Linked DNA regions of Homo sapiens: region 1 is linked to region 2. A link is a contact called in ENCODE Hi-C or POLR2A ChIA-PET data. All regions are on one chromosome and are shown on one strand. Each heading gives the region's core, a stretch centred on a gene start or an enhancer-like site at or near the end of the contact. The rest is flanking DNA. Distances are from core to core; before and after follow the strand shown. Region 1 overlaps LOC124901056 (a long non-coding RNA gene). Region 2 overlaps LOC101927421 (a long non-coding RNA gene).

What was found. Hi-C counts contacts between places; a loop is a spot of excess contacts on that map. ChIA-PET counts read pairs that join two places held with the same protein, here RNA polymerase II (POLR2A). Pooled maps may share reads with other maps.
Region 1: a loop to region 2 is called in a map of endothelial cell of umbilical vein, with 2.2 times the contacts of the local background. The contact joins two enhancer-like sites. A Hi-C loop is called at or near these places in 3 of 168 maps with a recorded cell type or tissue (IMR-90, chondrocyte and endothelial cell of umbilical vein) and 5 of 50 pooled maps. POLR2A ChIA-PET finds 5 or more read pairs at or near these places in 4 of 52 experiments (AG04450, BJ, HEK293 and 1 more).

The regions. Positions count from the first base shown.
Region 1 is chr5:125,482,742-125,486,802 of GRCh38, reverse strand. The region is part of intron 8 of LOC124901056 (a long non-coding RNA gene); the gene reads left to right. Among named protein-coding and RNA genes, the nearest start is that of LINC02240, 8.5 kb to the left of the region's middle. Within about 2 kb of position 2,087, at least 26 of the 41 ENCODE cell types and tissues checked have a DNase peak (open chromatin) inside an H3K27ac peak, as active enhancers do; they include endothelial cell of umbilical vein, where a contact is called at or near this core.
Region 2 is chr5:125,310,137-125,314,220 of GRCh38, reverse strand. The region is part of intron 4 of LOC101927421 (a long non-coding RNA gene); the gene reads right to left. Among named protein-coding and RNA genes, the nearest start is that of LINC02240, 180 kb to the left of the region's middle. Within about 2 kb of position 2,345, at least 4 of the 41 ENCODE cell types and tissues checked have a DNase peak (open chromatin) inside an H3K27ac peak, as active enhancers do; they include endothelial cell of umbilical vein, where a contact is called at or near this core.

The sequences.
Region 1 (4,061 bases), core at 838-3,337, 170 kb before region 2:
TCACAAATTCAGAAGACCACATCACATGCACCGAAGGCCACATTTTATGCCAGTCTGTTAAACTCTAAATGCAAGCTTTTAACATAAAAATGAAACAGGGAGTTACATGACTATGTAACCATATAATTTCTTCTTTTGTGTGGGTGCTTTTGTTTTTGTTTTGCGTTTAACCCAGTGAGTTATTACTAGTTTAATACCTTCTGTTGGGATAAAAGAAACAAAAAGGAGAAAGGACAGGTTAGCCTCTTAACACAGTCCCCAAAAAAGGACAAAAATGGAGCATCTTTCATCTTTCATGGTTATTATTTGTGAGACTATAATTAGATCCTCCAGAATAATCATTATAATTCATATACTACATATAAGTCACTCACTCTTTTATGACATAAAACATAATGGTCCTTTCTATATCTATGTAAATAAACCTCCCCCACCCTGTATCTTTAAGAATCAGTGTGACATAGCTCCAAAATTAGATACTCCATTAAATTGATGAGTAAATAAATTATAAAGATCAGCAATCCTTTCTAATTTATATGCTACTTAAAGGTGTTATAATGCAAAACTTGCTTGTAACATTTCCAGGCATTCCACTCATCTAAATTAAATACAATGCACATATTTGATGGATAGATTTGCTATTTATATTTATATATCAATGACTGCTTCCTTTACAAATGGCTAAACCACCCTCAAGTAAAGCAAACACAGAAAATGCATGATTATTCCACATTTTCAGCGAACCTATGGATGCATTTGATTTTATACACATTGGCAGAGTGCAGCCCTTATGTCTTGGAATAGGAAATTCACAAGCCGCCAAAGAGGAAGAGACAGCTCTCATTTTTTGTCTTTAAATACACTCTGTGTCTTTTCTTTGCGATTCATCCAGGCTTTTGCTTCTTATTTGTATTTTGTTTGTTCCTCTGTGAGTTGGAGGTTTTGTTTTTGTTTTCAATACTAAAGGGATGTCCATAAAAGGTCATATTACCATTGAAAATACTTAAGCTCTGTTTTTCCCCTTTCAGAACAATATATCACTTCATTTGCCTAAATTCACTCAGCTTTTGTGGGTTTTCACATGTGTTACTTGAGAATGTTGGCAGATCTGGAATTTTATGAGGAGAACTGCCCTAGAGGTTGCTTTTTTTCAAATCTTATGGAGAAGTTTCTCTCCACAGCTCTCCAGGCTCAGGTCACAAGCTTTCTTTGCAGCATGTCAGGAGGCAATTAGAGCATTTGTTCAGGCTGGAATGCCCTCTTCTCTCAGAGGCTGCTCTTACTGAATTTGTTGGGCTTTTAATGTAATGTTGAAATCTGTTCCTGCTTGACTCCTACAGCTGGTTTTGATCAGGCTCCTCTAAAGAGGAAGTTTCAATTAGCACAGCTCCAAATGTGCTCGGGAGGTATATTTTATGACTACTCAACTAACAGCACTCTTTGTTCCTAGTGGTGTGTGACTCCTTAACAAACACAGCCATTCGTGTGAGTCACGGAGTGACTTTATAGCAAGGCTAGGCTTTGCCAAAACCAGAAGAATGAGACAGCCAAATTGAATTAGTGGTTGAAACACATTAATTTATGCTAGATAAATGTTATTGTGGTCCCGTGGGCAAGTACTCAGGTCATAGGCTTTATGAACTATTTGCAGCAAGAGGGCTTGGTGGCAGTAAATCAGCTCTAGAGCAGGACTTTGCAGAGGACTTACAGCCACTTACTCTCCTGTTTCCTTAAATTGCCTCTGCCATTTTCCCCTCCTTCCACTGAGATAGCTCACCATTTCGTACACAGTTTGTGATATTTAACATATAAGCAGTTGGATTAATGATTTGTGTAGGCTTCGCTTGACTCTGGTTGAGATGTGGCCATCTATTATGCCTGTGGCCCTCGCCACAGGCAGCTGTGTGTTTATCATTCCAGACTACAGATCTCAGTGGGTACAGAGCTCTGGCTCAGCACCAGCTTTCGGAGTCCGTGCAGCTGTGCCGTAAATGGAAACCTTGATGCCTCAAACACAGCACACACAACCAAGTCCTGACAAGGCTGTTTCTCTTCTGGGAAGGAATTAGATCCACTTAAGGCTGGATTATTTCTAGAGTAAGAAAAGTAGAAATAAGTGTTTTCTGGCTGCAAATTGTGGCAAGTGAGAGATGATGCCAAGAAAGAATTATGCATAAATGATAGTGTTTAAACTTGTTTTTATGTGTTTAAATGTGTATCTGCCAAAAATCTGACAAGGCCTTCCTGTTGGCATTTTTTCAGAGAGAGACCACTCACACACCAAGCATTTTCTTAATAAAGAAATAATTGTAAATCACTAGCGTCTAGGCAGGTGATAACCAGTTGACCTTAAACATGATCTCTTGCAAAACCCGGGGAAAACAACGGGCTGGGTAAAGAGTGATGAATCACTGCCTCCCTCCCTCCAAACCACCAAAAATGCCAGAGCATCAGTCAAGTCCCTGGAAATTTAGTGCCATGAATAAGGGGCTAAGCTTCAGACTTACTTCTAGGTTTAAACACTCATGGAACCCTTCTTGGCTTGGCAATCTTGAGCAAATGGCTACTCTCTGTCTGTGTCCTCACATATGAAATGGAGATAGTGGTAATATCTACTTTTGCAGGGCTCTTTTTAAGATTAAAGAAGTTCATGAACGTAAGCCATTAACAAAGGGAATGAGGAACAAGGTTAGCCCTCAACAAACAATAGCTTGCGTTAATTATTGGTATTGCTGTTGTTACTGCTGTGGATCCAAAAGAAGGCCTTCTTTACCTTTTATTTTAATTCCCCAGTGGCTAGTGGAAGGAGCTGCTGGTGCAGTAGAGGTTACCTTTTCCTGGTATAATCTCTCCTTGTAGATGGAAGAATACCCAAGAGCCACTCACCATATTCTGTTCAGCCCGTTGACCTTGACCTGCCTAACCCTTTAGGCTTACACTGCTCTGATGTTTGCTTTTTATGTTTGAAGACAGCTGCTATGACATTTATCATAAATATTTAGCATACAGCAGAAAGGCTTGACACATGTCAGGTTCTCATCACATTTCTCCTGAATTCAATTTTGTGTTAATGAATGCCTATGTATGTGCTTAAAGCTCTATGTTTAGACTTTGGGATAAAACTTCCCCCAAATTCAGCACAATTTCCTAAGATTAGATAAATGATATCTTTTCCAGATTTAGAAAAAAAATGCTGTGTACCCTTTAATCCTGGAAAAACAAAAAGGAAAATAAATACAATCTAGCCTCGGGCCCTTTAAGTTTTCTGAATTAGTTGAATCCTACGTATGTTGCTCCAGCTCAGTTCTCAACTAAAACCCATTAAACTGTTCGGATTTAATGTATCTGTTGCTATGCATTCATTACCTGGTTACTTGGTTGATTTAAATTTTTAAAAAACACACAAATTTAGTCAAAACTTTTTAATCCATCTATGTGTATAAGCACATTAAAATATGTTTTTGTTCTGCTTCCCATTTTAAATTAGAGTTCCTTAAGAGCAGGTCCTGTGTCTTCTCAAACTCCAAAAAGTGTCTATAGCACCTTTTACAACATGTACCTACTGAATGTTAAATACAAAATGATATATGTGGCTTAATTTCCCATGGTCAATTTTACCTTCTAAGTCTCAAGCAGAATTTCTTATCCCATGGATTTTTTACTGAGTTACTAAGAAAAAATAAGTATAAAGAATGTCTCGTCTTCAATATTAAAAGCTCCACGAGAGCAAGGACTCTGTCTCCTTAGTTCTTCCTCCCTAGTTCATCCGAGTGCCTAAAATAGTCCTCTGGCACACATGCCCTGAAATATTTGTTGAAATAATTATTTTATTTTATTTATTTTTATTTATTTATTTATTTAGTTTGAGACGGAGTCTCCCGCCTGTCACCCAGGCTGGAGTGCAGTGGCATGATCTTGGCTCACTGCAACCTCTGCTTCCCAGGTTCAAGCGATTCTCCTGCCTCAGCCTCCCAAGTAGCTGGGACTACAGGTGTGTGCCAGCACGCCCAGCTAATTTTTGTATTTTTAGTAGAGACGAGGTTTCACGATATTAGCCAGGC
Region 2 (4,084 bases), core at 1,096-3,595:
ATACTTTAGCAAAGAGACTGGTGGCATTTTGCCCCCTGCCCTAGAGATGTGTGGAACTTTGAACTTGAGAGAGATGATTTAGAGTACCTGGCAGAAGAAATTTCTAAGCAGCAAAGCATTCAAGAGGTGACCTGATTTTTCCTGAAAGCATACAGTTATATACACTCACAAAGAGATGGTTTGAAATTGAAACTTATGATTAAAGGGGAAGCAGAGTGTAAAAGGTTGGAAAATTTGCAGCCTAACCATGTGGTAGAAAAGAAAAGCCCATTTTGGGGGGAAAAATTTAAGCCAGCTGCAGAAATTTGCATAAGTTAAAAGGAGCCAAATGTTAATAGCCAAGACAATGGGGAAAAATGTCTCCAGGGCATGTCAAAGACCTTCATGGCAGCCCCTCCCATCACAGGCCTGGAGGTCTAAGAGAGGAAAATGGTTTCATGATCCGGGCCCAGGATCCCACTGCTCTGTGCAGCCTTGGGATGTGGTGCTCTATGTCCCAGCTGCTCCAGCTCCTGCCTGGCTAAAATGTGCCAACGTACAGCTCAGGCCATTGCTTCAGAGAGTGCAAGCCCCAAACCTTGGCAGCTTCCACATGGTGTTTGGCCTGCGGGTGCACAGAAGACAAGAGTTGAGCTTTGGGAGCTTCTGCCGAGATTTCAGAGGAGGTATGGATTGGATGTCCAGGCAGAAGTCTGCAGCAGGGGCAGAGTCCTCATAGAGAACCTCTGCTAGGGCAGTGCAGAAGGAAAATGTGGGATTGGAGCCCCCACACAGAGTCCCCACTGGGGCACTGCCTAGTGGAAGAGGGCCACCATCCCCCAGACTCCAGAATAGTAGATCCATTAACAGCTTGCACCATGTACCTGGAAAAACAGCAAGCACTAAACACCAGTCCCTGAAAGCAGCCAAAGGGGTTGTACCCTGTAGAGCCACAGGGATAGAGCTGCCCAAGGCCTTGGAAGCCCATCCCTTGCATCAGCATGCCCTGGATGTGAGACATATAGTCAAAAGAGATTTTGGAGTTTTAAGAACCCTGGCTGGGTTTCACACTTGCATGGGGCCTGCAGGCCCTTTGTTTTGGCCAATTGCTCCCTTTTCAATAGGAACATTTATCATGTGAATGTACCCCCATTTTATCTTGGAAGTAACTAACTCGTTTCTGATTTAGAGTCTCATAGGCAAATCCTGTACCCCCATTTTATCTTGGAAGTAACTAATTTGTTTCTGATTTTAGAGGCTCATAGGCAAAAGGGACTTGCTTTGTCTCAGATAAGACTTTGGACTAGGACATTTGAGTTAATGTTGGAATGAGTTAAGACCTTGGGGGACTGTTGGGAAGGAATGAGATTGGTTTTGAAATATGAAAAGGACATGAGATTTGGGAGGGGCCGGGGCAGAATGATGTGGTTTGGCTCTGCATCCCCACTCAAATCTCATCTCTAACTGTAACCCCCACATATCAAGGCAGGGAACTGGTGATTGGATCATGGTGGCAGTTTCCCCCATGCTGCTGTCATGATAGTGAGGGAGTTCTCAGAAGATCTTGTTGAGTTTCCCCTGCACATTCTCTCTTTCTACCAATGCCATGTAAGATGTACCTTTCTTCCCTTTCCCCTTCTGCCATGATTGTAACCCCTTCACCTTCTGCCATGATTGTAAGTTTCCTGAGGCCTTCCCAGCCATGTGAAACTTTGAGTGAATTAAATCTTTTTTAAAAAAATAAATTTCCCAGTCTCAGGTAGTATCTTTATAGCAGTGTGAAAATGGACTAATACGTACCTGTACTCTGGAAAAAAACAGTCTAGGTTTGAATCTTGGCAGTGTTCATTATAGTTGTATACAATGACCAAATCTTGACTTCATCATCAGAAAAATGGGAATATAATATCTCTCAAGGTTGTTGGGAGAATTAAATGAGATATTCCAGATAAATCCTTGAATCACAAACAGGACATAGTAAGCCTATAATAAATATGTTGTATCTTTTTGATCACAACCAAAATTTTTAATTATTAGTGTCTTTTTATTATACTTTCTAGGCTTCTTGATGTAAGAGAGAGGAGGATAATTTCAGATTGTCTAGCTTTCATTTGTGTCTTCTGCGGATGGGGAGAGACCCAGACATACCAGATCATAGATTCTCTGACTTTCCAACTCTTAAAAAATGTAATCTTAGTTTCTTAAACAATCCTCCAGTTACACATTCAGAGAATCTTGGAATATATTACACATATTCCTGGAATGTGTTATACAAGATATCCAGAATGGAATTTTGAATAATATGACTCAGACTAGGAAATGTGAGGACAAAAATTCATGAGCTGTTTAGTGATTCACTAACACTACTAGTTTGTTCTTATAGTTATGATTCCATGTCATTGGTAGGCATGAATAACTGGACACAAATAATACCAATAGTGAGATGTTTTAAGTATCTACTACTGTATCACAAGCCATCCCAAAATGTAGTTACTTAAAACAATGACTATATTATCTCTCATGACACTGCAAGTTGGCTAGGCTCAGTCAGTTCTTCTGCTCCATGTGATACTCCCTGGGGCTGCAGTCACTGGGGGGGGTTCAACCTGGACATCCAGAACATCCAAAATGGCTTACAGTTGGTTCTGACTGTCCACTAGGAGCTTAATTAGGGCTGCCAACTGGAGCACCTCTGTTCTCCTCTACGTGGTCTTTCCATATGATCTGGGATCCTCACAGCATGGTGACTGCGTTCCAAAAGGCCAAAAGTAGAAACTTCCATTCCTCTTAAAGCCTGGACTTCAAGGTCTCAGAACATCATTTCTTCTTCTGAAATTGCTATTCTCGTGGTCATATTCAGTTATAAGTCAGAATTCAAAGAGAAGGAAAGTGAGCTCTACCTTTTGATCTGAGAAACGGTATGTACAGACAGGGAGGAGAATAAACTTACAAGATAGATATTATGTAAGCTTCATCTGGTACTTTTTAATTTTTTACCCCATTAGATCAGAGGTTGGCAAACTATGGCCTGTGAGCCAAATCCAGCTGAATGCCTGTTTTATAAATAAAATTTTATTGGAATACACATTTGTTTGTTTACATATTGACTGTAGCAGCTTTCAGGCTACAATGGCAGAGTAGAGTGGTTGTGACAGACTTTGTGGCCAGCAAAACCTAAAATATGTATTATCTGGCTATTTTCAGAAGTTTGCCAACCCCTGAGTTAGACTATTAGCTAGTTCTTGCAAGCAGGTAATACACACATACACACACACATACACAAAGAGACAGAGAGAGAGAGAGAGAGAGTGAGTCACTGACTTAACAATGGTTTGACTTACAATGTTTCAACTTTACAATGGTAAGCAGGTGATATATGCTCAGTAGAAACCATACTTCAAGTACCCATACAACTATTGTGTTTTTCACTTTCAGTATAATATTCAATAAATTAAATGAGTTATTCAAACTCTATTATAAAGTAGGTTTCTGTTAGATGATTCTGTTCAACTATAGTCTAATGTAGCTGCTCTGAGCCTACTGAAGTTAGGCTAGGTTAAGCTATAATGTTTAGTAGTTTGGTTGTATTAAATAAATGCATTTCAAGTTGATATTGTCAGCTTACAATGGCTTTACCAGGATTTAACTTCATTGTAAGTCAAGGAGCATCTGTGTCTGAGGGCGTGTGTGTGTGTGTGTCTGTGTGTGTGTGTGCATTTTTTCTTAAATCTGCGAACAGTACACCTGCCCACCAGAATTGTTCAGCAAATTAATACTCTAATGTATTTTTTGATATAGGCAGCTATTTTTGACTACTTGGTAGTAATTATTCAAATAATATATTTGTGTAATTTTTATTAAAATCATAAGACTATTCTTGTACTGTAGTTCATCATATTTACTTGTGCTTCAACCTGCTGAAGTTTTGCTAAGTGAATTTCCGTGCAAAGCAAGTAATCAAAATTCACATTTCAAATGAATCTTCATGGAAGTGTAAGTCATGGTAAAAATGGGGGAAATGTTATATATACAATGTATCAGCTTGTATCTTTAATATAGTTACAATGACTTTAAGAGGATATAGCATCACATTTTTGAAATTCTT